Linked DNA regions of Homo sapiens: region 1 is linked to region 2. A link is a loop called in an ENCODE intact Hi-C map of the cell type or tissue named here. Cell type or tissue: PC-9. All regions are shown on one strand. Each heading gives the region's core, and the rest is flanking DNA. Links, peaks and the distances in the headings are about the cores only. Region 1 holds the start of UNC119B (unc-119 lipid binding chaperone B). Region 2 overlaps SPPL3 (signal peptide peptidase like 3).

Evidence for each region. Hi-C counts contacts between places; a loop is a spot of excess contacts. Peaks named below come from ENCODE experiments on the same cell type or tissue, not always from the same donor. Only the 100,000 strongest peaks of a DNase experiment are listed, where the experiment ranks them.
Region 1: a loop joins it to region 2, with 3 times the contacts of the local background. A loop is called at or near these places in 3 of 110 quality-filtered maps.

What each region holds. Positions count from the first base shown.
Region 1 is chr12:120,700,515-120,715,059 of GRCh38, forward strand. It overlaps UNC119B (unc-119 lipid binding chaperone B), which reads left to right and starts at 9,944. Exons shown (of 5, transcript NM_001080533.3): 1 at 9,944-10,204; 2 at 12,760-12,873. The coding sequence starts at 9,961. MLEC (malectin) reads left to right here. Exons shown (of 5, transcript NM_014730.4): 5 at 1-1,345. It overlaps LOC124903035 (a long non-coding RNA gene), which reads right to left and starts at 5,986. Exons shown (of 2, transcript XR_007063489.1): 1 at 2,199-5,986; 2 at 1,297-1,530. LOC124903036 (a long non-coding RNA gene) reads right to left here and starts at 9,992. Exons shown (of 2, transcript XR_007063491.1): 1 at 9,923-9,992; 2 at 9,419-9,760. RefSeq lists silencers at 9,834-9,893, 9,984-10,253 and an enhancer at 9,861-10,703. In PC-9, for the core only: CTCF peaks have their summits at 13,572 (motif pointing left) and 13,775; a DNase peak (open chromatin) is centred at 13,577.
Region 2 is chr12:120,851,775-120,866,869 of GRCh38, forward strand. The region is part of intron 1 of SPPL3 (signal peptide peptidase like 3); the gene reads right to left. Among named protein-coding and RNA genes, the nearest start is that of SPPL3, 45 kb to the right of the region's middle. In PC-9, for the core only: no CTCF peak of the experiment used is centred there; no DNase peak of the experiment used is centred there.

The DNA of each region.
Region 1 (14,545 bases), core at 12,046-14,545, 140 kb before region 2:
AGAGACTGAGGCAAGGCAAAGTGATAGTACACGGAAGCAGAACCGGAAACACCCAGGAACTGTTCAGAAATCTCAGAAGAAATCTGCTTCTCTTCGATGGAAAGATATAATTAACGATCAAAGAGCTCTAAGAAAATTGCAAAGAAGCCTTAATGTTCAAGCTTTAGAAAGATCAGAGCAATTTTTCTCTTTCAGTCCAAACTAAGACTCTCTGTATTTAAATCTCTCTGGGGCAAGAGGGCTAGATTTCCTCATTTTGTTATGAGACTAGATTGGTACCAGTAGATCAGCTGCCTAGCGAGGGCAGGTTTCTTCTTTGCATCTGTGTGGCTTGCTTCCAGTCTGGCCTGTCCTTTCCAGCTGCCTTTTGTCTAGCCTGCTATGGGGGGCCAGATTATCTTGATAAGAGCAGGTGATTTGGGGACTAGCTGGGTTGGCAGGAAAAGAGCAGGATGGATCTCTTGGGACAGGTTCCCCCAGGAGTATAAACACAAGGAGCCAGGATTGTGCTGGCAGCCAAGGAAACAGTAGTGCCTGTTTGAGTTGGCAGAGAGGGCCTTGGCACCTCTTGCATCCAGGCAGTCTTGTGAGATGGGGGCACATAGCACTGGGGAAAGCAGAACTCCATTCTCACCTCTATTTTGAGCTTCAGTGCTTTATTTCAGTATGAGGAAAAACAACAACAAACTGAAGTGCGCTTTCCGTCCTTTCAAAGGACAACTGTCGGGAAGGGAGAGCCGAGTTGCGAGGTAGGAGGGGAGCACTGGCAGGGAGAGACATTCTTGACTCCTCTCTTCCCTGGTGTGTTGTGATCCAGGGAATGAAAAGAAATTTGACCCTGGATTGGTTCTCTCCTTGGACTTAAGGAATCTTACCTTTTCCTTCCACAAAGTTCTCCCAGGCAAGGACCAGCTGCCCATTCTGAGCCCAGGGCAGCCTCTTCAACCATTATTGGTCTAACCTGGCTTGTCAGGAAACCAAGCCCACCCTTCCACATTGGGCCTGGCTGCTCTATTCTGTACCAAGTACTGGAGAAAAAGCATCAAGTTCTTAGCCCTTGTAGCTTCTACCCTAGTTTCCCATCCTCTCTCTGTGGAGGCCAAACCAACTCTTTGCCAGCAGCCACAACATGCATTGACAGCGGCACAGTGAGATATAACTGATGGGCTTTGAACCTGGTTGGCCGGGGAAGCTGTAGGGGTGGATAGAGCTGGCTTTCCTTCTGGGCTGTCTCCATCTGACCCTACCCCTTCCATGTCCCACCCCACTCCCACCAAAAAGTACAAAATCAGGATGTTTTTCACTGTCCATTGCTTTGTGTTTTAATAAACAATTTGCAGTGACACTCTGTGTTGGGACTGAGTTCGAACTTGATCTCAAAGCGCTGAAGTGATGGGGTGGGAAAAAGGAGACCCAGGGGTTCACTTGGCTCCAAAGAGTTCTCCTGTGACGAGGCTGGGAACTGTTGTCCATTTAGCTGTGTGTCTTTTGCTTTTCTTCTCTCTGGGATGTTTGCTTAGGGGAATCATTCTGTAAAACCCTTCCTGGTCATTTCAACTAGCAGCGCATTTAAGGACAAAAAATTTGTTTTCACTTTCACTGGAACAACTAGGCACAGACTGTCCCACTCTTAAGGCACACTGGGCCTATTGCTGCCTCTCCTCACCATTCCCTTAGCCTCTGTGATAGCCCACGGACAAGCTAAGCTAACCTAAGCCATAGGAGATTTTTCTCTGCTTGCTCCTTTTCTGGTGTTTTGTCATTGTTGATTACACATTAGGAAGAGCAGAATGCAGGAGGGATTTTTTTTCCTATAATTTATAAGCCACGTTTTACAGGTGAGGATCGTTGAGCCAGGCATGGTGGCTTAACGCCTGTTATCCTAGCACTTTGGGAGGCTGAGGCCAGCAGATTGCTTGAGCCCAGGAGTTCAAGACCAGCCTGGGCAACATGGCGAAACCCTGTCTCTACTAAAAATACAAAAATTAGCCAGGCATGGTGGTGCATGCCTGTAGTCGCAGCTACTTAGGAGGCTGAGGTGGGAGGATTACTTGAGCCCAGGAGGTCAGTGCTGCAGTGAGCTGAGATTTCGCCATTGCACTCCAGCCTGGGTGACCCAGACACAGACACACACACACAGACACACACATACACACACACACACAAACACTGAAGCTCAAAAAAGTTCAGTAACATACCCCAGACTAATGTAGTAAATGGTCTGGTCAAGCCAGGGTTCAAATTCAGTCTGTTTGCCATCAAAGCCCCAAGCTCTTTAAAGCTGTAAAGATAATTACAGCTGTCCATTACTGAGTCCTTGAAATGGGCTGGGCACAATGCCCAGCATTTTCCACATGTTATCTCTCTTTTATCTTCAACAAACCAGTTGCTATTCCCCTTTAAGAGATGAAGTGACTTGCACAAGGTAGCACAACCAACAAAAGGCGGAGCTGGGGTTTTAAACCAGGACTCCTGCTCTCCATCATTACCCTCTGCTGCCATCCATTTCTTCATGGTGCTGGGTGGCATGGCTCCAGAGCCTACCTGCGGGATTTCTCCGAGTGGGAATGGAGACTGCTGGCTTGCAGGGGTAGGGAGGGGTGGAGGTGGAGGAACAGGAGTTTGGCCTACCTCCCTCAGTTATCCCTTGAAGGGCAGAATTCAGTGTGCAGCCCCAAGAGTGAGGCCATTGTTGATGGAGTCTGTTCTCAGGGCCCAAACAAGCCAGGAGGCCCACAGAGCCTCTTTCTTAGGCTGAGCCCACCCATAACTGGAGTTCTTTCCTAATTCAGATTTCGTTGTTACTATTTCAAGTAGCTTTGCATGAGCTGCCAAATGGGGAAGAGACCTGAAGAACTCCTGCTCTAGGGAGTTACAGGGAGGGAAATTGTCTGACAGAAGATCTTGGGCCAAGTACCGGGGTTGGGTTGGACCACTCTGTGGGTCCAGATCTTAATCTTACTAAGGAAATCAGGCTCCCGGTTGGCTGGAGCCGGTGAGACCTTTCTCCATACTTAGTACCCCCCATCCCCCATAAAGGAAGAGAGATGAGTTTTTCTAGTACTTACTGGAAAGCTCATTGCTATCGCAGTGGTGAGGGGTCAAGGCAGAAAGGAGGCGGAGCATGGAGGTCCTGGAGCGGGCTTGCCTCTGCTCTCCAACAACCTAAGGCCACAAGCACCTCGCTGCAGCACCCTGGCCCAAGAGTCTCAGTTTTGTTTGTTCCTAACCACTTAACATTAGTACGAAATAACTCCACTTGCTTTGTCACTGCACTCTCTCACCTGGATCCATGGCTTCTCCCTGCCCCATGCGCCTGCCCTGTGTGCCTGCCCTCAACAGAGGGGGCGTGGAGAAAGAGGCCACTTGTGTATATTGTCATAGTGACCATTCATGGGACACTCTTCCTGGCACCAGTACAGTGCTTTTTCTTGCCGTTTTGTGTCTCTTCATAACAATCCTAGGAAAGACCTGTGACTAGCCTGACTTATAAATGAAGGCACAAAGGCCTCAGGAGAGAAACGACCTGGCCAGAGTCACATAGCTGGTAATTGGCAGAGCAAAGACTGGAACCCAATGCTGTTTGACCCCAAAATCTGTGCTTTTAGTGCCATGATATACTAGTTTTAAAGAGGAACCTTTGAGTATTGATAACTGATGAATCTATGATTACATGGAGGTTTTATTATTTCTCTGAAAAAGTAACTTTTAAGACTTGGTGATATAAAGATCTATAAATATATACAGAAATAAATTCTTAAAAAAGTGTTAGGAGTGCAAAATGTGAAAAATCATTTTCTTTTCTTTTTCTTTTTTTTTTTCCTCTTTTTGAGGCCGGGTTTTGCTCTGTCACCCAGGCTGGTGTGCAGTGGCAAGATCTTGGCTCACTGCAGCCTTGACCTCCCAGGCTCAAGCGATCCTCCCACCTCAGCCTCCTGAGTAGCTGGGACTACTACAGTGTGCAGCCACCACACCCAGCTAATTTTTATACTTTTTGTAAAGACAGGATTTTGCCATGTTGCCCAGGCTGGTCTCAAACTCTTGGACTCAAGTGATCCGCCCACCTCGGCCTCCCAAAGTGCTGGGATCAGAGGTGTGAGCCACCATACCTGGCCTGAAAAATCATTTTCTTCCCTATCCCTCTAATCCCTAAAGGATAATACAGAGGACATTCTGGTGTGTATCTTTCATTTTAAATGTATTTACATATATATATGTGTATATATGTATTTATATATATGTAATATATATGTAAATGTATTTACATATATGTGTGTAAATGTATTTACATATATATGTATTTACATATATATATATATACACACACACACACACACAGAGTCTTTTTAAACAAGTGGGAATATACCATACATATCATTCTGTGCCATTTTTACTTAATATGTCTTAGAGAGGTAGTTCATATAGATGGGTCAGTACATAGAGATTTTCCTCACTCAAGGGCTGTACAGTATCTTATGGTTAGATTGTAATTGATTTTACCAATCCCCTGTAGATGAACATTAAGATACTGCTCATTTTTTGCCAGTACAAACTGCTGCAGTGAACATGCTTATGCATATATCTTTGTGCGTATGTGCAGGTGTTTCTTTAGGGAATTCCTTTAAGGAATTACTGGATCAAACAATATATGCATTTAAAAATTTGAAAGTACTGTCCTCCATGAGGCTATATGAATTTTTACTCACCAATCTTGTGCTGTGACTTTGGAATATGCCAGAAATCTCTTTTGGAAACAGGTAGGATATAAATAATAAATAATGCTTTTTAAAAACAGCCCTCTGGCTAAGCGCAGTAGCTCACACCTGTAATCCCAGCACTTTGGAAGGCTGAGGCAAGTGGATCACCTGAGGTCAGGAGTTCGAGATCAGCCTGGCCAACAAAGTGAAACCTCGTCTCTACTAAGAATATAAAATTAGCCAGGCGTGGTGGTGGGCACCTGTAATCCCAGCTACTTGGGAGGCTGAGGCTGGAGAATCACTTGAACATGGGAGGCAGAGGTTGCAGTGAGCCAAGATCATGCCGTTGCACTCCACCCTGGCAACAGAGCAAGACTCCTTCTTAAAAACAAACAAACAAACAAACAAACAAACAGCCCTCAGCCAGATAGTAGAGTGACTTGGTACTAAGGAAATTACTAGCTCTTAGTCCCAGACCACAAGCCATGCCTGCAATCCCAGCCATGATTTGCTAATTCAGTGCATGCCATCTGGGGAGGCAGCAGAAAGCAGGACTGAACTTTCAGTCTTGGCAGAAAAATGCCAGCTGATGATGTCTTGCTTACCTTGGTTACACCAGCTCTGGGCCCCACCTGCCTGGCCTGATTTGAAGGCAGACTGCCTGGCTACTCTGGGACTGCCCTGGAAAACAGCCACTCTCACACCTCTTACAGGGAGGAAAACAGCCAGCGGGAGAGAGTCAGCCCTGAGCTGGGGGGAAAGGAAGGCTGGCCCTCTGCTTTTGGTGTCAGGATTACTATTTAATGCAGTAGTCCTCTATTTTCCTTCTTCCCCCAAATAAAGTGTTAGTATATGTAATTTTCAAAAGACATTTTAAAAGAGCCTTTCCCCACACCTCAAAAAATTTGATGTGGAAAGGCAGATTGGCGGTTACACCCCTAATTTTTCCTACCCCTTTAAAAAATGAAATTATATATATTTCCTTCCCTTTCCCTTTCCTTCATTTCCTTCTTTCTTTTCTCGTTTCCTTCCTTTCCCCCCGTCCTTTCTTACAGTCTCACTCTCACCCCTCGAACTTCTGGCCTCAAGCAATCCTCTGGCTTTGGCCTCCCAAAGTGTTGGTATTACACGCATGAGCCACTGTGCCCAGCCAGTCTATTCCTTTTAACCAAAATTCATAGGTAGTGCCCAGAGAGAGTACAAGCTCTGACTCATATGGCAGTATTTACTTAAAAAAAAAAAAAAATGCCAGGCATGGTGGCTCACGCCTGTAATCCCAGCACTTTGGGAGGCTGAGGCAGGCGGATCGCCTGAGGTCAGTTCAAGGCCAGCCTGACCAACATGGTGAAACCCCATCTCTACTAAAAATACAAAAATTAGCTAGGTATGGTGGTGGGCACCTGTAATCCCAGCTACTTGGGAGGCTGAGGCAGGAGAATCGCTTGAACCTGGGAGGCGGAGGTTGCAGTGAGCCAAGATTGTGCCACTGTACTCCAGCCTGGGCGACAGAATGAGACTCTGTCTCAAAAAAAAGAATAATAAAAATAAAAAATAAAGTAAAATAAAAAAACAGGCCAGGCACAGTGGCTTACGCATGTAATCCCAACACTTTGGGAGGCTGAGGCAGGTGGATCACAAGTTCAGAAGATCGAGACCAGCCTGTCCAACGTGGTGAAACCCCGTCTCTACTAAAAATACAAAAATTAGCTGGGCATGGTGGCGCGTGCCTGTGTTCTCAGCTACTTGGGAGGCGGAGGCAGGAGAATCGCTTGAACCCAGGAGGCAGAGGTTGCAGTGAGCCGAGATTGTGCCACTGCACTCCAGCCTGGGTGACAGAGCGAGACCCGTCAGAAAAAAAAAAAAAAAAATTAAGTTTGAGGTTGCTTTTAAATTTTAAAAGATTTGTAAGGCAACTTTGGCATAGAGTTTGCCTTCCAGACACAGATCCAAAAGTATTTTCTTTTCTTTTTTTTTTTTTTGAGACAGAGTCTTGCTCTGTTGCCAGGCTGGAGTGCAGTGGCGCGATCTCAGCTCACTGCAACCTCCACCTCCCAGGTTCAAGCGATTCTCCTGCCTCAGCCTCCCAAGTAGCTGGGACTAAAGGAGTGTGCCACCATGCCCGGCTAATTTTTGTAGTTTTAGTAGAGACGGGGTTTCACCATATTGGTCAGGCTGGTCTCGAACTCCTGACGTTGTGATCTGCCTGCCTCGGCTTCCCAAAGTGCTGGAATTATAGCCGTGAGCCACTGCACCTGGCCGGTATTTTCTTTTTAAAAAAGTATACAAGCAGCCCATGATTATATGCTTGAGATAAAATAGTACAGAAGTAGTAGTTCTAAATAATGTCAAAAGTGAATATATTTCCTTTAGTCTCTTCTGATACTCTCCTCCCCAGACGTAATCAAAGTTAATGTTTTAATGTATATCCAGACCTCTTCCTTTACAGTTACAAATGCATATTTATATTTATGTCTATGTCTATCTGTGTTTTTTTTTTTTTTTTTTTTGAGACAGGGTCTCACGCCCATGGCCCAGGCTAAAGTGCAGTGGTGCGATCTCAGCTCACACAGCCTCGGCTTCCTGGGCTCCGGTGATTCTCCCACCTCAGCCTCCTGAGTAGCTGGGACTACTGGCATGCACCACCACGCCCAGCTAATTTTCGTATTTTTAGTAGAGACGGGGTTTTGCCATGTTTCCCAGGCTGGTCTCGAACTCCTGGGCTCAAGCAATTTGCTCACCTTGGCCTCCCAAAGTGCTGGGATTACAGGCATGAACCACCACACTCGGCCCACATCTAAATATTTATATACTTTTTATTTTAAATAAATGGGATTCGCGGCTGGATGCAGTGAGCTGTGATTGTGCCACTGCACTGCAGCCTGGGTGACAAGAGTGAGACCCTGTCTTAAATAAATAAATACACAAATATGACTCTGTGCCTTGCTTTTTGCCCTACTTAATATATGTTTGAGATCTTTCCATACTAATATATATGTCTCATTTTTTAAAACAGCTCTATGTAACGTGAATGGATACAAATGTAATTTATTGTAATTTGTCAATATTACAAATCTCTGTGCATGCAGGTAGGGTAAATTCCTAGATGTGGAATTGCAGGTGAAGAGGTTACATTTGCCATCATCCCTAGAAAGAGAAAAGCCATGGTCCAGGTAACTAGTCTTGGTGCTATGAGAACAAACCTTCCGTAAATAAGTATATGGGAAATGACCACATGCTAAACCACCCTCTTGGCCATTCACAATCAAGTAGCATATTAAAAGTTCTGGAAATTCTTCAGTAACCACTCTGTTGAGTGGTTTAAAAAGAGTTGTTTGTAAAAGGAAAGACTTTAATTCTTTGTACACATTTATTAAAATCTCCCTGAACAGTTAGTTAAATGCCACCATATACTAATCTCTCAAAGACAGTACAGCATTTGGGTAGGAATTTGGCCACACACTATGCCACCCAATTGGGCAGCTGGGGTGGGGTCAGGTTTGGACTTTGTCCAGGAACCAAGAGATGCCTGTCTTGGTGGCTTTGGTGAGAGGGACTCAGCAAGCAAGGCCTGGCAAGAACGTCAAGAGGCTCTGGGGGACGGTTGCAATTTTACTCTAGCCTGGCTGAGAGGTGATGTCAGACCTAGCAGACACACTGCATCAATCAGGCCCAGGCCTCCAACACAGAACAGTGCAGATCTAGAATCCCTAGAGAAGGAGCCCCTCAGGGTGGAAGACGGTAGACCACATCCCCCTGTTGACCCACTTCTGGCTAATTGGTGAGGTCATGGCTAACTTCCAAAGCTCAGTGCAGATATTGCCTCTGAAAACTTCCGAAGCCCTCAAGCTTTTACAGCCAGGTCAGAATAAACCACTCCTGTGTGTTCTCCTAGCACCTTTGCTGCATCTCTTAGTGCAGTCAGTGAATCTAGTTTGTCTTCCAGTTCATACTAACCTACCTTGTGAAAAGGAAGGGTCACATAATGAATTGTGTACTTTACAGTCTTCTCTAACAAAAGTGGGAGCTCTTCCATAGTGGGATACTGTTCAGGCTCTCATTCAATCATTACTGAGCACCTACCACGTGTCAGGCATTAGCTGAACTGCTGGGAATTCAGGGGTGAGGCAGACCCAATCCCTGCCCTCACTCTTACATCTCCTGTAGCCTAGCCCAATGTCTAGCCCAGGGCCTGGCACAGTAGGGCTTACGGATGGCAATCTCATTGGAAAGTTTGTCTTGAAACTGCCTTTGCAAAACAAACACTGCTTTAACTTACCTTCTATGCTAAATATATTAATAAACATTTTCTCAAGATGCATTGTCCACTAATAGCTTAGTGTTGAAGAACAGGCCTTGGGTCAGATGGACCTGGATTAAAATCCCTGTTCCCTCCTCTTACTGCTTGAGGGACTTTGGACATGTTACCTGACTTCTCTGAACTTGAGCTTCCTGATCTGTAAAATGGAGACAGTAATACCTCACAGGGTTGTTGTGAGGTGAGGAGCCTGCCCTATAGCAAGTGTCCTGCCATATAGCAAGTGCGCAGTAAACACTGGCCATTCTTCTTCTTGGTGTGATTACTGGGAATTAGTTGCCATTGTGCTGTTGGGACTGGTGACAGAACTCTTGGATTGAGAATGCCGAGATGGTGCACGGAAGATTCTGTGTGCTCTTTCAGACCAGGAGGAGGATGAGGAGGAGGAAAGTTTATATGACGTAAATTCATTTGACCGTAAGATATGTATTTAAACATCGTGGAGGATCTTGGGGGTCTGATGGGGAGTGGGGTTGCTGAAGCTCCAGCCACCCCTAGGCCCTCCACCTGGCAGGACCAAAGTTGGGGCAGTAGCCGAAGCACCGCCCCCCGGGCCCCGCAGGAGTGTGCAGTCACCCAGTTAGGCCTATCTTGGCCTGCCCATCACTCCTGGCCTGCGGTCTCCTAACCCTGTGGCAGCAGCAGCATTCCCTGAATGGATCGAAGGCTGCCATGGTGTCGTCCGCTGAATTGCTATAGGAGTCAGCCCAGGGCTGCTCATGTGCACCTCAGGTTGCTGATGGCAGCTCTAGTTATTTGGGGATGGAAGTTTGGGGAGAGTGGGCCTTGGTCCACCCTGTGCGAAAGGGAATTCCACAGCCCCCCGGGCGCCCGCCCCCGCCCCCGCCCCGCCCCCTCCCCGCCCCTTCCCCGCCGGGCCCCGGGCCCCGCCCCCGCTCTCCATAGTTACCGCGCTGTGGAGGCGGCGGCCATCTTGGCGGCGGAGCGATGAGCGGGTCTAACCCGAAGGCTGCGGCCGCGGCGTCGGCGGCTGGGCCCGGGGGGCTGGTGGCTGGCAAGGAGGAGAAGAAGAAGGCGGGCGGCGGCGTCCTGAACCGCCTGAAGGCGCGGCGGCAGGCGCCCCACCACGCGGCCGACGACGGCGTCGGGGCAGCGGTCACGGAGCAGGAGCTGCTGGCGCTGGACACCATCCGGCCCGAGCACGTCCTGCGCCTCAGCCGGGTCACCGAGAGTGAGTGCCGCGCGGGCCGCGCCCTCCCCTCGCGCCGTGCCCCGGCTCCCGGAGCCTTCAGCGGACCCGGCCACTTGACCAGCGCGGGGGTCCCCGCCAGACCCCCTCGGCCGGCCGGGCCGCGCTTCCCGCTGCCCCGCCGGCCGGGCTTTGCTCCCGCCACGCTCACGTAGCTCTGGTGGGGAAGGACTCTCCTGGGCTGGACCGCATTCCTGTGAGTCCGGCCACGCTAGGATGCCCTTCGGCCGGTCGGCTCCCCAGCTCTGCCGGACCTGTTTGGGTAGAGGGCCCCGTTCAGCTGAACTGGATCCTCCTGAGCCGGCCGGGGGCCGAGGTCCCCTAATAAATGGGCCCCTGGGCCCTCAGCCTGGAACCCCCGGCCATCAGTGAAGTTCCCGCTCAGCCAGGCTCCCCCAGCCCTCTGGCAGGCCAGAAGCCTTACCTGCTTCCTCCGCCCTGGCCCCATGGCAGCCCTCCCCCATTGCAGCCTGCCCGGCCTCCCTCCCTCTTTGGGTCGGGAGCGTTGCCCCTTAGTGTGCAGATGGGTTCTTCCTCAAAACACATAGCCGTGGCATTTCCTGCTCATTTAAAACTGTGCCACATTAAAACAAAAATAAAGTTTCAGTTTGTGTACAGACTCCGACATGTGAATCCTGCTTTTGACATTCTCGTGAATTAAGAATGATTTCAGAGTTTCAGAAATGCGTTTCCTGCACAAAAGGCAACCATCCTAAGCTTTTTCGTTGATAGGAGGATGGGTGGGAAGAAAAATGTTGCCCAGTCCCTGCCCTGGGTGATCTCCCTTTTTCTGTTCTCTGCCAAGCCAGTCCCTGACTTGACGTCTTTTCTCTTGCTGCTGTTTTCCCTGCAGGAGTGTGCACTCACCTAGTTAGGCCTATCTTGGCCTGCCCATCACTCCTGGCGTGCAGTCTCCTAACCCTGTGGCAGCAGCAACATTCCCTGGATGGATCGAAGGCTGCCATGGTGTCTGCTGAGCTGCTATAGCAGGCAGCCCAGGGCTGTTCAGGTGCACCTCAGGTTGCCGATTGCAGCTCTAGTAATTTGGGGATGGAAATTTGGGGGGAGTAGGCCTTGGTCCACCCTGTGCGAAAGGGAATTCCCATTTCCTAAAAGAGTTTTAATTTGATTCTAGATATTTGGATGCCCCCGTTTCCCAATACTGTTTGGGTTGAGACTGTCCTTACCAGACCTGAACGTATCTTTAGACATTCTTGTTAGTTTTATTGAAACAGTGTGAAAAAGCTTCTTTTCTTCTGAACCAGTTTTCATTTGGGGCTCTGAAAGTACAGATGCTCAGCACCTGGTCTTGGTAACCTCATGCCCTCTCCTGCCATCCAAGTGAGTTAGGGTATTCTGTGCCTGGCCCTAAGCAGGATTCTCAGTGGGCACTCAGATCCTATCTGGGGGCTTGGGATTGTTGCTCATTGTCCAAACCCACCTCTGCAGCTTCTTAGAGTCTGGCAACCTCTTTGTTACTCTTCTTAACGTCTCGTTCATTCTATCCAGCAGATTATTTGAGTACCCTCTAAGAGTCCAAAGCCAATGTTAGCCTTTTTAGCAGTTACAGAATAATCAGTAGTTGTCAAGTTTGTCGTCTTAATAAAGAGACAACTTGTAAAACACGAAAACAACTAACTCAGGCAATAAAAGATCAAGTATCAAAATGAGCTGTGGAGAAGATGCTATCCGGAATCATCCTAGAAAGAAATCAGTGAAATTTGCTGTGATTAGAATTATTTCAATTTGCGGCTCATGTTCTAGTCACTTGGGCCTAATGTCTTCACCGGCAGATTTATCCTCTTGCCTGGATATGTATGATATGTATTGTCTACTGTATGATTTTGTGTAGCCCACAAACTAAGATTAGGTTTGTACATTTTTAAATGGTTGAAAAAAACTTTAAAATCTTGAGACACGTGGTTATGTAAAATTCATATTTCAGTGTCCATAAATACAGTTTTACTGGAATATAGCCACATTCATTCATTTGCGTATTGTCTGTGGATGCTTTTGTGGCTACAATGATAGAGTTGAGTAGTTGTGACAGAGACCATGTGGCGGCAAAGCCTAAATTATTTAGAATCTGGCTCTACAGAAAAGTTTGCTGATCTCGGCTTTCTTACACTGACAGTTGGCAAACTAACGTTGGCAAACTAGCACTGTATTATCTGCTAAGTCAGTTTAAATGTCTTAGATTGGAATTCTATAAAAAGTTCGCCCTGTTCTGACATCCAACTTGATAGATGATGAAAGATTTTTATGTGTTTCCAAAGAAATCCACCTTTTCTATCCTAGTTTCTAAAAGTTTTGCAATTTTTCATCCAAAGCAAGTCCTTGTTATTTTTTTTCTTTGTTGGATCCCCTAATTCTGTCCATACAACTTCTGCTGGTGATAACACATGAGAAAGTTTTTGGGAGTATTTTAAGTGTGTTGTGTAAGAAAAAATCTGAGTTTGCTTCAAAACTTGAGAATTAAATAAATGGTAGTTTTGGAGGATTATTTAACAGTGTTGGTTTCTCTCTCTTGTTTTCAGATTATTTATGTAAACCCGAAGACAACATCTACAGTATTGATTTCACCCGCTTCAAAATTCGAGATTTGGAGACAGGGACAGTACTTTTTGAGATTGCCAAACCTTGCGTTTCAGGTAGGCCTCTACGTTGTGGTGACCACTAGACAGTTTTGAGCCAAAGGTCTTTGAAACTCAAATCTTTGTGTGCCACTGCATCCTGTTTCTTGGACTCCAGTGTGTCCCACTTCTGTGACCTCTTCCCGTGGCCTGGTCTGCCAGGCATGGTGGTTTGAAGCTGCGTTCAGAGGCTGATGTTTGTTGGATGTCTATTCTGTGCTGGTCACTGTGTTCCACGTCTTTGTGCACATCAGTGTATGTAATCCTCACACCTCTTTGAGGAATTACTGTTATCTCTGTTTTACAGCGAAGGATCTGAGGCCTACAATTCCCAGGCGGCTCTTTCCTAAGGCCCTGTGCTGGTTCATCTTACCATGTTGCCTCCAGTTGGGAAAGGAATCCTTGAAATTAAACTATAATGAGGAAAACTCACCTGAGCCTGGTGCCCTCTTGGAGGGTGATAGGGAGGATCCTGGTCCAGACATGAGGCAGTTTGAGCCATCTTCTTGCTCTCTTTTACATATTGCCTTGGAGTTCCCAGACCTAGTTTGGATTTTAATCTCAACCATTTTCTGGAAGAACAGACCCAGGAACTCAACTACTTGGGGTTCCTTAAATTAGCCTCCCATAGCCGCTTCCTGTGCTTGTGATAAAGTGCCAGGCTGATCTGGACCACAGAAGCCTTTGGAGCACCTCACTGGAGGTTTAGCGCCCCCTGGAGTTAGTCATTTGTTAGAACACTGGTACAGATACCCATAGTATCAGTGTGGTTTGTAAACTTACTTTGCAGTGTTTCTCATCTGATTTGCTACTTAGAGCCTGCAAATTTGATAAGGCCCCGATTTCACCCCTACCTGGTGGTATTTATGCTATCATAATCTCATACTGACCAAGGCACCTAAAGGCTCAAGTTCATGGGTAATTTTGTTGTTGTTGTTTTGTGGGTTTTTTTTTTGTGTTGTTTGTTTTGAGACACAGTCTTGGTCTGTCACCCAGGCTGGCGTGCAGTGGCACAATCTTGGCTCACTGCAACCTCTGCCTCCTGGGTTCAAGAGCTTCTCCTGCCTCAGCCTCCCAAGTAGCTGAGATTACAGGTGCCCACCACCATGCCTAGCTAATTTCTGTATTTTTAATAGAGACGGGATTTCACCATGTTGGTCAGGCTGGTGTCAGACGCCTGACCTTTGATTCGCCTGCCTTGGTCTCCCAAAGTGCTGGGATTACAAGCGTGAGCCACCGCGCCTGGTTGCTTATGGGTAGTTTTTTATTGGGATGGTCAGATCAAGACCAGCTAGCTTCCTGGGTCTGTGGTGTTCTCATCTCTAAGCCACATATCACAGTACCTGGGACATTGCAAGGACTCCAGGCCTACTACAGGTATGTGGATTTGGATTAGACTCAAGAGTTGTCATTTCAATATAAGACGGAACTGTTTCAAGAAGGTCAGCTGAAGATACTGTAAAGTATCTTGGTTTTCAGTCTCTCTAGTTTTTACATTTAAGGATCTTGATTCACTTGTAATATTCCCCACATTGAGGCTGGGTGCGGTGGATCACACCTGTAATTCTAGCACTTCGGGAGGCTGAGGCAGGCAGATCACTTGAGCCCCAGGAGTTTGAGACCAGCCTGGGCAACATGGCAAAACCCCATCTGTACAAAAAATACAAAAAAATTAGCCAGGCGTGGTGGC
Region 2 (15,095 bases), core at 4,649-7,148:
TGCATTTTTTGTAGAGACAGGGTTTCACCACATTGCCTAGGCTGGACTTGAACTCCTGGGCTCAAGCGATCTGCCCGCCTCAGCCTCCCAAAGTGCTGGGATTACAGGCGTGAGCCACCGTACCTGGCCCGTTTCACACTGATTTTCAAACAGTACTGCTTTTATTTCACAGCAATGGCCAAAATCCCAGCTTTGCAAAGATATGGCATCATCAAAAGGAATTTAGTGATTTAATGCTGAATTGTGAACTACCTTAAGCTATTAGTTTGTATGATATCTAACAGATGTCATTGTGTTTCACTGAAGGTTAAAAATACTCTGTGATACCCACGAGTTTGAACCTGCAGGCCTGCGCTCCTCACATTACTGCTTGTACACTCCTGCTCTGACGAAAGTGTGCTCTCTGTTATGCAAAGTGCATAGCTGAAGCTCCATATAATGGGCTCAGACAAATAATTTAGGAAACTCCCAGTTTGTCATCGCACATAGTTACATGCCAATTTGACATTTTCTATTAAAGATATATATCTTTATTATATTTATATAATCATATATATTAATTTATATATACATATTTTACATATATGAAATATATGTATATATAATATACATATTTTACATATATGAAATATATGCATATATAATATACATATTTTACATATGAAATATATGTATATATAATATACATATTTTACATATATGAAATATATGCATATATAATATACATATTTTACATATATGAAATATATGCATATATAATATACATATTTTACATATATGAAATATATGCATATATAATATACATATTTTACATATATGAAATATATGCATATATAATATACATATTTTACATATATGAAATATATGCATATATAATATACATATTTTACATATATGAAATATATGCATATATAATATACATATTTTACATATATGAAATATATTTTATATATAATATACATATAATATATTTCATATATTATATCTATGTATATTATATATAAAATATATTTCATATATCATATATACATATATGAAATATATATTTCATATAATATATACATATGATATATGAAATACATATTTCATATAATATATACATATCATATATATTTCATATATATATATATATTTTTTAAGATGGATTTTCACTCTTGTCGCCCAGGCTGGAGTGCAGTGGTGCATTCTCGGCTTACTGCAACCTCCACCTCTTGGGTTCAAGCGATTCTCCTGCCTCAGCCTCCCGAGTAGCTGGGATTACAGGCACCCGCCACCATGCCTGGCTAATTTTTTTGTATTTTTAGTGGAGACAGGGTTTGACTGTGTTGGCCAGGCTGGTCTTGAACTCCTGACCTCAGGTGATCCGCCCGCCTCAGCCTCCCAAAGTGCTGGGATTACAGGCATGAGCCACTACGCCCGGCCTAAAGATATATTCTTTACCATCATCTTATCTGCTCATCCACTTTTTTTCCTAAGGCAAGCAAATGAAGGAAAATGTATATGGTAAATATTTGATTTCTAAGTCTACAGAACTATATTATATTACATCTACAAGCAGAGAATTCCTGTTAGACAAATAAAGTACACTGACATTTTTATCTGCCCAAAGGAATTGCACTTACTCATTCAAATGTCACATGGACAAACATCTGACACCAAACGTAAAATTTTTTCCTTAGTAACTTCTAAAAATGTACACAATAGTAGCAAAACAAGAAGCTGTAACAAACCATAGTATTCCTAATTCTTTTGATATAAATTTTAGACTAAGAAGAAGATATGATGCACACCAAAGCACATGGAAAGGAAGTTTCAGCATTTGTTCAAAATGATTAAATTCATGGATCTTCTAGACCAGTGATTCTCAAAGCTGATGGTGTATCCAAATCACCTGGAGGACTTGTTAAAACACAGATCGCTGTACCTACCCCAGAGTTTCTGGTTCAGCAGATCTGGGGCAGAGCCAAGCATTCATAAATTTCTAAAAAGTTCCCAGGCAATACAGATGCTACTACTAGTCCAAAGACCATACCTTAAAAATCAGTTTTAGATAAAATTCACATTTTCATAGCAATTCAGAAAAACTACTGAATATATTATGAAAGCAAGTGAGATGAATTTGTATTTGGAATAGCAAAAAACAACAACAAAACCCAAACCCAAAACCACATGAAAACAAACACCACCACCACCACACACACGCACACATACACACACACACACACACACACACACACACACACACACACACGGGGAAAAAAAAGGCCAGAGGGAGAAGAAAACCCCACAGTGACAGTCAGTTCCCCAAACAGGATAAACCTAGCTACTCAAACTGAATTACTCATGACTGTGCAAGTTATCAATGTACCCTTTACTGACGGCTCTTCAAGGAGTAAATGTAAGAACACATGTGGCAGCCTCCTGTGAGGTGGGCAGAGGAAACTGACCCAAGGAAATCAGAAAAGCCAAGGGTTTACCATGAAGCACCTAAAAAATTCTCCACATTCAGTGGGAGGTAAACATGGTCCACCCCTAAAACAATTTTAGAATGCTCAAGAAACTGTTTTGGTGATAAGTGTTGAATTATATGTATCTATATACATACTCTAGTAGTCTGATGCTAAGTAAATCTAGTCTTGCCAACATACAATGGAGAAGTAAGCAAGCCAACAGCACAGGTCTTTTTTCTTTTTAAGTCATGGCAGCTATGTGCTGTGTGACCACCTTCCTTTTGCAACAGCTACACCTATAAATCACTAAAACAATAATTGATGAACAAGAGCCTGAGGTGCTATCAAAGCCAAATACATGTTAAATTATATATTCTGTATATTTTATTAAGGCAAGAAACCATTTTAATAATACTAAAAAGATTTTCAAAAAGACTCAAGCAAAAATGACTGTCAATTGGGTCTAAAATTCAGTCAGCCTGAATGCCCCAAAGTCTAAGGAAGCATCATGAAGTTACAAACCTTTCCAAAGGTCAACAAGAAGAAGCTAACTTCCTATTATTCCTACTCCTTTTAAATAACAGTCATTACCAAGTGTTTCCAAAGCGGGGCATTTGTTTTGTTATAATCAAAACCTGCTCAACTGAGGAAAAACAGTGCAATGAAAATATTCTTATATTTATGACATTCAAGATCACTATTTGGACCAAAGAACACGCCAGGATTTTTATAGCACCTGCATGTAACTGTTTCATGATGACCCTCCACAAGGGGCAGGGAAGGGACAGGGAAGGAAGAAGCATGCAGGGCTTTCCTGACCCTACTTCTAGTGTGTAGGAAAGAGGAGAGGGAACTCATTATCCCTCCAGCCACCGTTTCTTCTCCTTGTATGGATGGATCACTAGACCCCACAGAGTGCAAGAATGACGAGAGAAGGGGACTATCAGTGATTAATCCTTGTACTAATAACTTATAAAGTACATCCCCTCAGTATAACAGATTCCATATAGCACAAAAAATGAACAGAAATAATAGTTTCCTGGCATTTTCCAACTACCCAATTAGAAACTGACAAATGTATAAAAAACAATTTTTGTCAAGTAAATCATAGGCCCTGGCTATTTAGCACTATGACCTCAAAGCTTAATTTTCAAATAAAATGACTGGTCTCAAGAAAAACAGGCCAGGCGCTGTGGCTCAGGCCTGTAATCCTAGCACTTTGGGAGGCCGAGGCAGGCAGGTCACATGAGGTCACGAGTTCAAGACCAGCCTGGCCAACATGGTGAAACCCCGTATCTACTAAAATACAAAAACTGGCCAGGCATGACGGCAGTTGCCTGTAATCCCAGCTACTTGGGAGGCTGAGACGGGAGAATCGCTTGAACCCGGGAGATGGTGGTTACAGTGAGCTGAGATCGTGCCACTGCACCACTGCACTCCAGCCTGGGCAGCTGAGCAAGACTCCATCTCAAAAAAAAAAAAGAAAAGAAAAGAAAAACAGTACTTCAGAAATGTGTTCAGTACTTTTTCTGGCAGTAAAACAACCTTTTTGTTTCTCCTACACAGAGAAATTATTTCACTCATGCAAATGAATGGGGGTGTACTTGAAGCCCCAGAGCCACATGGGGTGGTCTCATTGTCAGATTCTGTGGCTGTTCACCATGAACATGCTTTCTGGAATGCACCTGAGAAAATCTCAAGACTAAATGCAATTCTGAAAAGGCCCAGGGAGTGAATCGTGATTAATGTAAGCCAGCACTGTTCAACAGAACTCTGTGATCATGAAAACATTCTAGTAATATTACAGCACTGTCCAATCAGGTAGCCACTAGCCACATGGGACTACTGAGCACTTGAAATGCAGTGAGTGCAACTAAGGAACTTAATCTGTAGTTGTACTTAATTTTAATGAACTTAAATTTAAATAGCCCCATGTGGCCAGTGGCTACCTTGCTGGACAGCACAAACCTAAATGCAGATTCCAGTCCCCTTGTGGCTTAGGCTTATGATGCAATTCTGGCCAATGAGACAGAAGGAAAAGATTTCCCTTAATCTGAAAGAAAAAAAAAAAAGAAACACAAAGAAGAGAAGGTTCTTTTTTTGTGGTCTTGAGGATGTGATGTCTCGGAAATGTTGCAGTTGTCCTGCAAACAGCAGCGCAGCAAGCCTAGAGGTGAGGTTAACATGCTGGAGGGCAGAGCAGAAGAATACACAGAACATGAACCCTTGCTACTCACTGAGCCCCCTGGCCACTGGTGTGGAGATGAACAATTTTCATCTTTTTTTTTTTTTTTTTTTTTTTTGAGACAGAGCGAGACTCCGTCTCAAAAAACGAAAATAAAAATTTAACTATGGGACAAGATTCTGGAACGACGGCAGCATTCAGGGCATAGTTGGTTTGAATCCTCCTGAATTTTCCCATAAAAACAGATTGAGCAATCTGGATGCAAAACTGAAAATCTGCACCTACAACAAAGCTAAGTGATCAGGTAGCCTCACAAAACCCAAAAGACAAGCAGATGGGGACAAACTACTGACTGCTAAAGACTGGTGTGCAATTGCCATCTGTGTGAGAAGCAGCAAAGGGAAGCAACAGGGTATTTGATGAATCTGAAATTAGGAAAACCCCAAATGAGACAACAGGTACTGGCAAGCAAGGTGAGCTGAACTAGGAATAGCAGTTGAACTTTAAAGGAGCTCTGTACATTCCAACTTATGGCCTGTACAAGGGGATGGAGTGATAGGGACCCTCTAAACTAAAAGCTAACCATCTGAAGCTCTCTTTCAGGACAAAGTCTTGTACTGAGGAGAAACTACTGGGAACAGAATCCAGCAGAACAGAGACAGGAGAAGAAAAGGAAGAAGGTGGCCCAAATAAAGAACCAGGAAGAGTAATGACCAGATGTCTGAAAGTGCTAGGATTCCCTCTTCCCCTCCACCAGAAAAGTCAAAAGAGGGAGCTCTAGAGCCAGAAAGCTAAAGTCTTCCTGCCCACTTCTCTCTCTCAGTTTATGAAAATTAATTTCCTGCAAATCAAAACCACAATGTGATACCATCTCACACCAGTCAGAATGGCGATTATTAAACAGTCAAGAAACAACAGATGCTGGCGAGGCTGTGGAGAAACAGGAATGCTTTTACACTGTTGGTGGGAATGTAAATTAGTTCAACCATTGTGGAAGACACTGTGGCGATTCCTCAAGAATCTAGAAGCAGAAATACCATTTGACCCAGCAATCCCATTACTGGGTACATATCCAAAGGAATATAAATCATTCTATTATAAAGACACATGCATGTGTTTGTTTATTGCAGCACTATTCATAATAGCAAAGACATGGAATCAACCCGAATGCCCATCAATGCTAGACTGGATAAAGAAAATGTGGTACATATACACTACTATGCAGCCATAAAAAGAAATTAGATCATGTCCTTTTCAGGGACATGGATGGAGCTGGAAGCCATCATCCTCAGCAAACTAACACAGGAACAGAAAACCAAATATCACATGTTCTCACTCATAAGCGGGAACTGAACAATGAGAACACATGGACACAGGGAGGGGAACAACACACACCAGAGCCTGTCACAGGGGTGGGTGGAAGGAGAGCATCAGGATAAACAGCTAATGCATGCGGGGCTTAATACCTCGGTGATGGGTTGACAGGTGCAGCAAACTACCATGGCACATCTTTGCCTATGTAGCAAACCTGCACGTCCTGCACATGTATCCTGGAACTTAATATATATTTAAAAAGAAAGAAAATTAATTTTCATTAAAAATGAACAACAGGAAAGCACTGTGGTTTTATCTCAAAGTCATTATTTTAAAAAGAGAGAAAGGGAGGCAGAGAGCATCTGTAAAAACAATAAAAACATACCAGAAAAAAAACATGCCTTTAAAACAGGTAAAAACTGTAACACAATATTATTTTGAAATTTTAAATTTTTTAAGAAAATGACATCATGGCTGGGCACTGTGGCTCACGCCTGTAATTCCAGTACTTTGGGAGGCCGAGGTGGTCAGAAGTTCAAGATCAGCCTGGCCAACATGGTGAAACCCTATCTTTAAAAATACAAAACTTAGCCAGGTGTGATGGCGGGCGCCTGTAATCCCAGCTACTCAAGAGGCTGAGGCAGGACGCTTGAACCCGGGAAGCGGAGGTTGCAGTGAGCCAAGATCGCAACATTGCACTCCAGCCTGGGTAACAAAAACAAGACTCCATCTCAAGAAAACAAAAAAAAAAACAAAGAAAATGACATCATATGACGAGGCAACATAAATCTGAATTAGAACAACTCAAAAGGGGTGATAAAACTCAGAAATTTCAGAAATGAACACTAAACTAAAAGAAACACAAGAATGAACAACCAACGGGTAACAGATAATGCCTTAAAGAAACTAGAAAGTAAATAGGATGGAAAAGTTAAGAAAGGGATAAAAAGATTAGAGAGCGGCAATCTATAGAAAAACAGGCAAAGAAGATCCAAAATGTATACAATAGGAGTCCCCAAAGAAGAAAATCAAAGCAAGGAAGCATAACAAAAACTAAAAACAATAACTAAAGAGAATATCACTAGTCTCTGACAGCAACGCTCTATGGAAGAACATAATAGAGAAAACGAAATGTGAGCCGAGAATTTATAAGCAGCCAAACTATGAAGTGAAACTGCAGGGTCACATGGTAAATTTGTTTAACTTTTTACGAATCAGTTTCTTTTTATAATCTATCAGTATTTACTTATTTAGTCACTCTAGGGTCCTTATAAGAGATGGTTATGTTTTCAATTTTGTTCTGCCTCATTGCATTTCTTGAAGGCATAGTAAGAAAATCTCTCTATGGGTAACTTTTAATTTTTTTTCTATAAAGAAAACATACAGATTAAGTGTTCTTCATCCAAAATGCTTGAGACCAGAAGTGTTTCAGATCTCCCTCTTTTTTGGGGTGGGGGGCGTGGGGGTTTCAGAATATTTGTATTATACTTACTGGTTGAACACTGCAAATCCAAAAATCCAAAATCCAAAATGCTACAATGAGCTTTTCCTTTCAGCATCATGTTGGAGCTCAAAAAGTTCTGCATTTTGGATAATTTTGGATTTTGTGATATCAGATGCTCAACCTGTACTGTGCTATGAGAGAAAAAATTAAAAATGCTTACATACCTTCCTTATAAGACAAAGATGACTGAATCTATGTAAATCGTCTTTTCAAGCAATAACTGAAGTTAAGAATTGTGACAGTATACAGCAGTGTGCATTATTACTTTGACAAAAAAGTTTTTGTTTTTTCAAACAGTACTTGAAACACAAATCCTGTGGGAACCACTGATATCAAATAATTCTTTTTGAAACTTATCTCTACAGCCATTATTATCCCAATTAAAAAGGAAGCTACACTACACCTAAACACAACAGAAAACATACAGACTCAAAAAGTCTAGCTGGGGCCGGGTGCAGTGGCTCCCAGCACTCTGGGAGGTCGAGGCGGGTGGATCACCTGAGGTCAGGAGTTCGAAGCCAGCCTGGCCAACATGGTGAAACCCTGTCTCTACTAAAAATACAAAATTAGCTGGGGATGGTGGTGCGCACCTGTACTCCCAGCTACTCGGGAGGCTGAGGCAGGAGAACTGCTTGAACCCGGGAGGCAGAGGTTGCAGTGAGCCAAGATCGCGCCACTGCACCACAGCCTGAGCAACAGAGCAAGACTCCAACTCAAACAAAAAAAAGTCTAGCTGGGTGCAGTGGCTCATTCCTGTAATCCCAGCACTTTGGGAGGCCAAGGCGCAGGGACTGCTTGAGGCTAACAGTTCAAGAAGAGCTTAGGCAACATAGTGAGACCCCCATCTCTAAAAATAATAAAAAATAAAAAATTAGCTGGGTGGGAGGATCACTTGAGCCCAGGAAATCTGGGCTGCAGTGAGCCATGATCATGCCAGTGCACTTCCAGCCTGGGTGACACAGCAAGACCCTGCCTCAAAAATAAAGTCTACTCAGTCACTGAGTAGGGTCTTTAAGGCAATAAAGATTATATCACATTATCCAGAAAGGGCCTGGCTCACCAATGGAGGTCCATCTACATCACTTTCAGTGTGCATCATCGCCTATACAGCATACTCAACCAGAAATTTATGTATAATATACTCAATCAATAAAAATACTTACAGGAAAGAAGTAAATAAGTTGTATAAATATAAAAGTTGTCCAGTAACAGACTACAAGAACAAGACTGTTTAAAGTGTGGGTTTAGCACTGGTATTGCTTCATGAACTGTTAGCAACGGATCCATGTCAAGGTAAGTGCAAAAACTGAGAATGTTTAAACCTCATTATAGCAATTTGGTAATTTTCCATCTGTTGACTCTAATAATGAAAAATCTGGGCATGTATTTTGTTAAGTTTTTGTTTCTTTTTTCTGGTAATTTGTGTATATTGTATTTTATACACACGCACAAAAGTTTGTTCGTGACAAATTGGAGGGAGAGAGGAAGGAGAAATTAGTCTGGTACTTTGCTAGAAATAGTAAGAGAAGTAGAAGGCGGCAAACTTTTTATGTAAAAGAGTAAATATTTTAGGCACTGTAAGTAATATGGTCTCTGTGACAACTACAGTCCTCCCTATCTTTGGGGGACTGGTTCCAGGACAACCCCCTACTCCCCTTCTAGATACTAAAATCCTTGGATGCTCCAGTCCCTTATAAAACAGTGTAGTATTTACATACAACCTACACACATCCACCTGTATACTTTTTTCCTCCTCCCATTTCAGGGCTCCACAGGACTCTCATATACTTTAAATCATCGCTATATTACTTACAATACATAGTACAATGAAAACGCTATATAAATACCTGTTTTACCATATTGTTTTCATTTGTATTACTTTTGTTTTTTCTCCCTCAAATATTTTTTATCTGAGGTTGACTAAATCATGAATGTGGAACCCACAGAGACAGGGCCAACTGTTCTCAAATCAACTCTGCCATTCTAGCATGAAAGCAGCCATAGATGATATGTAAACAAATGGGCATGGCTGTGTTACAATAAAGCTTTATTTACAAAAACAGGTTGTAGGTCAGATTTGGCTTGCAGGCCATAGTTTGCTTATTCTTAAATGAGAACATGCTAGAAAAACAGAAAAAGGAAGGAGACAAAGTACAAAAATTCTCCAAAAGGACAGATCCTTGAAAAGGGTGTTGGCAATAAATAACAGGAAGGGAAAAAGAGTAAGATTTTTTTTTATCAGTGTGGTCTATATTTCATCTAGCTACTCCAGCAGCCACATTTCTGGTCATATTTTAAACAGGCTGTGGTAGATCCTTGCATTACTACTGTCAACTACAATGCCCTGAAGACATACCACACAGGTCAGATGTCTTCATTGAAACGCATCCTAGCAGCGGACTGAGTCCTGGTTTATCTGGCAGGGGAGTACGCTGACTGATATTACTCAGTATACAATCACCTCTCTGGCAGATTTAAAAATCATATGCCTGAAATTGTAACATATAAAAACCAATCCAATCTTCTAACAGGTTATCTTATTCCTTGTTACTTGTATTATGAAATGATTTCTGATACCCAAGATTTCTGAGATACCAAAAGGAGAGAACAGAAGGGCTGTGAGGGAGTTAGGGGTAAGAGAGGGACTGGGAACTCAAAGGATTGGGAATATCACTTTGGGCTGTAGTGCTCAACATCTTCATGTCTTCAATTCTAGAATTTTGAGCAACATACTTGAAGGTATTAAGATTCCAAAACAATAGTAAATAAGTGAACATGAATTACAATGTAGGCAGTACTACAGAAAATAATGTCCACAGTGTCCAGAGAAGTAGTTTTCAAACTTTTTAGTTCAGGACTCTTGTTGAGGACCCCAAAGGGCATTTGTTTATATAGATTATACTTCCTGATATTTACCATATTAGACATTGAAACTGTGAATATGAAAAATATTTATTCATTTTAAAATAAACTCATTATACATTAACATAAATTACACATATTTCTATGATCTGTTTCTACTCTTAACACTTCTGACACCAAATGTGTGGGTTTTTTCCATGTCAATAACCAATTTTCCAATAATAATTAGATGTTCATCAATTCAATTCTGACACTATTACCCAAAGGTGTCACAGGCCCTGCATGTTAAGGGCTAGGTCTCATGAGATTGCCTCTATTTCAGGTGCCGGTATCAAGTCCAGGTCACCCGTACTTCTGACTCATCAGCTACAAAGTTAGGGGTTTCCACAATCCCTTTCTCAGGTTTGACCATTTGCTAGGATGGCTCACTGAACTCAGGAAAACAATTTACTTACTATTGTTGGTTTATTATAAAGGATACAACTCAGGAGCAGAAAAATAAAAGACATGCACAGGGCAAGGAATGGAGGGCTGAGAGGAGTATGCAAAGTTTCCATGCCTTCGGTGGGTGCACTGTCCTCCCAGCACCAGTTCACAAGTCCAGAAGCTCTCAGAACTCAATTTTTAAGGATTTTTTGGAGGTTCCATTACACAGGCATGATTGATTAAATCACTGGCCTTTCCTGGCTGGGCTCAATCTCCAACCCCTCTCCCCTCTGCAGAGGTTGAGGGAAGGGGTTATATTTCCAACCCTCTATTGGTTCTTCTAGCAACCAGTCATCATCCAGAAGCTATTTAGGAGCCCACTAAGACTCAGCTCATTAGCATAAACTCAGGTAGGGTTGAAAGGGACTTCTCATGAATAACAAAAGATGCTCCTCTCTCCTCTATCACGAAATTCTAAGGGCTTTATTATAAAAGCTATTATGCCAGGAACCTGGGATAAAGACCAAATATATATTTATCACAACATCTAGGCCAGGCATGGTGGCACACACCTGTAATCCCAGCACTCTGGGAGGCTGAGGTGGGTGGATCACCTGAGGTCAGGAGTTTGAGACCAGCCTGGCCAACATGGTGAAACCCTATCTTTACTAAAAATACAAAAATTAGCTGGGTGTGGTGGTGCATGCCTATAATCCCGGCTACTCCAGAGGCTAAGCCAGAAGAATCACTTGAACCCAGGAGGCAGAGGTTGCAGTGAGCTGAGATCACACCACTGCACCCCAGCCTGGGTGACAGAGCGAGACTCCATCTCAAAAGAAAAAAAAAAAAAGTTTTAATGAAAAATAACTCTTTTGAAAGTAAAAATTAGTGAGAGGAATGGTACCGTTTTACATTTCTGCAAATATCTTTAATGTCTGGCTTAATCGAAGTCAGCAGTATTCTCGTATCTGCTTCGGCATTTAATCTGTACTATGATATATAGTTTGGTTCAAGTACATGAAGAAAATTCAACTGCATGCATATCTATAGTTTAAAATGTGAGTGGTATTTTAAGAGCCTTTCAGGTAATCGTAGATATTATTCTTCAATACTGAAATGAAATTCTACAGATGGTAGGTTTTTTAATTCTTTTTGAAATGTATTCTCGTTTTATTGCTCAGGCTGGAGTGATCACAGCTGACTGTAGCCTCGAACTCCTGGGCTGAAGCTATCCTCCTGCCTCAACCTCCCAAGTAGCTAGGCCCACAGGGTCAAGTCACCACATTTAGCTTTTTTTTTTTTTTTTCTTGTAGCTTTCTTTTTCTTTTCTTTTCTTTTTTTCTTGCAGAGATGGAGCCTTGCTTGCTGCCCAGGCTGGTTTTGAAATCCTGGCCTCCAGCAATCCTCCCACCTTGGCCTCCCAAGGTGCTGAGATCCCGGGCATGAGCTACCACACCCAGCCTAGATGGTAGTTTCCTAAAGGTTAGCTCCAATGTAAAATCTAAAACCCTATCAATGAACTTTCTGTACTCTGTTACATTAAAATCCATGTCTGCCTTCACTCTGAATGGATCCTTACCCATGCATAATTCTGTACATCATGCACTGGTAAGTTAATATTTGTTTCCTCAGTTGTGAGCTCTTCAAAATGCTTATGTATTTCATTATCCAATACTAAAAATTCCATCTATTACCACTGATCTCATCACAGAAGTCTTTAAATACTGGGAAGTTGTAGGCCAGGCCCAGTGGCTCATGCCTGTGATCCCAGCACTTTGGGAGGCCGAGCTAGGTGGATCACCTGAGGTCAGGAGTTCAAGACCAGCCTGGCCAACATGGTGAAACTCCATCTCTACTAAAAATATAAAAATCAGCCGGGTGTGGTGGCACATGCCTGTAATCCCAGCTACTTGGGAGGCTGAGGCAGGAGAACTGCTTGAACCTGGGAGTCGGAGGCTGCAGCGAGCCGAGATCATGCCATTGCACTCCAGCCCAGACAAGAACGAAACCCCATCTCAAAAAACAAAAACAAAAACAAAACCTGGGAAGTCATCAAGCCCAAAAATCTTATCACTGGCAACAAATATTATCAGTCCTTTCATTTTTTACAAAATCTGCCAAATACTCAAAGCTGAATAACCATAGTTTATTAGTTATTCTTAAAAGTAAAAATGTCCATGAAAAAAGATGGTTAGGTCAGCATGTAACTCAACCCTACAGGTGCTTTTCCTTAAAACAACCACAGTACTTCAACACGCAGCAGAAGTGCCTTGTGTGACCTTCCCATTACATCACACAAAGCATTAAAAAGATGTGCAATCTAGTGTCAAGAGTTAACCAAAGGAGTATTTTTTTACGCATTCTTAAGTGAAACTGGGTTAAAAAAATAACAAAACAAAACTGTAGAGTGTGTGGAATACAATGTCTATGAGCACACTTTGGTGCCACTGCCTTGATTCACGCTTAGGCACCAGCAGTACCATCAATACAAATGTTAACACAGAGAGAAAGATAACTTCTCAGAAATACTATATAAAGGTTTGACCTTGAGGATCCCATGAGAGATTTTCAGGGATTTCCAGGGAAATAGGGGCCACACTTTGAGAAGTGCTAATCTAGAGAAACATCAACAGTTACCCAGTTGATCACTTTGTGGCCCTTCAAGATTGGTTACTGTTTTAATATAACTGCTGACTGCTCTGACACCCTCCCACATGAAAATGCCACTGTTTCATGTCTTACCATATCTGTTACCTCACGCTCATAGCGAACTGTACACTGCTCTACAATGCACTGCACAATCAGCACAGCTCAGCATCTGATCTACAACGGCCAGTACAGTGTGGTTTAAGAGCACAGGCTCTAAAGTCAGTTTGCTTGGGTTCCAATCCTGGGTCTACCACTTACTGGCTGTAAGGCCTTGTACAGATTATTTATCCTTATTTGCAAAATGAGTACAATAGTATCTATCTATGAAAGCTGTGAGGATTCAACAACCTATTCAGTGTTTGGCATGGGTCCTTACACACAGTTAAGTGCTCACAACCTGTTACCAATATTCTAAATATTACTGTATTTATTAGTATATATTATACTACTATAATCCTGGGATAGTAGATGCATTCTAAGTTGTAGCAATGAAATTTTATACAGTAGTCAAGACTAGGCAGGATCCCCAGGGAGGAGCCTACGCTCTACAGCAGTGTTTCCCAAGCTAGCCTGGAAGAATCACCTAAGGCAGGGGTCTCCAACCCCCAGGCCACAGACTGCCACCAGTTAGTGGCCTGTTAGAAACTGGGCCGTACTGTAGGAGGAGACAGGCAGGCAAGTGAGCAAAATCATCTGTACTTACAGCTGCTCCCCATCGCTCACATTAACGCCTGAGTTCTACCTCCTGTCAGATCAGCAGTGGCATTAGATTCTCATAGGAGTGAGAACCCTATTGTGAACTGTGCATGCGAGGGATCTAGGTTGTGTGCTCCTTATGAGAATCTAATGCCCGATGATCTGTCACTGATTCCCATCACACTCAGGTGGGACTGCCTAGTTGCAGGAAAACAAGCTCAGGGCTCCCACTGATTCTCCATTATGGTGAGTTGTATAATTATATTTCATTATATATTACAGTGTAATAACAGAAATAAAATGCAACATAAAGTAATGTGCTTGAATCATCCCCAAAACATCCTCCCCCTCCTCCCCATCCATAGAAAAACTGTCTTCCACAAAACCAGTCCCTGGTGCCAAAAACGTTGGAGGCCTGTGACCTAAGGTACCTCCGCCAAATCTAGATTCCTGGGTTCCACCCTAGACTATACATCATAAACTTAAGGGAAAGAGCCTGGGAATCCGTGTAACAACACATTAGGAAATTCCTATTACGCAAGGTTGGGACATATACCTCTAGAGAGAACATTATATTTGAGGAATTTAGAACTATTAAAAGATAGTCAACATCAAAAGTCATTTTCTGAATTAACTGAAATAGTAAGGCATAATTTACCTTGAAAAGACACCTCCACACATGGCAAAGTTTATCCTGAAAAAGGCATGTTCAAAAAAAGGAAAGAATTTAAAACGGAGAAATAATGTATTTCTTCTATTCTAAGACACAATGGATTGTAAAATAATAGCATACATTTCTCAAAACAGTTACATACCACTTTCCTTTTCAGAATCTGATAAAAGTTTGAACTGAAACTTTCTTAACATTCAAAGTCTAGTGATTTTTCTGAACTTTTGGCCATCTCCAGTTATGCAATAGTATCAAACATGTCACTTCTCAAAGTCAGAATTCTGTTCTTTTTGACATCTTTGGGACTGACAGCATAATTCTGAGGCAAATAAAAGAACA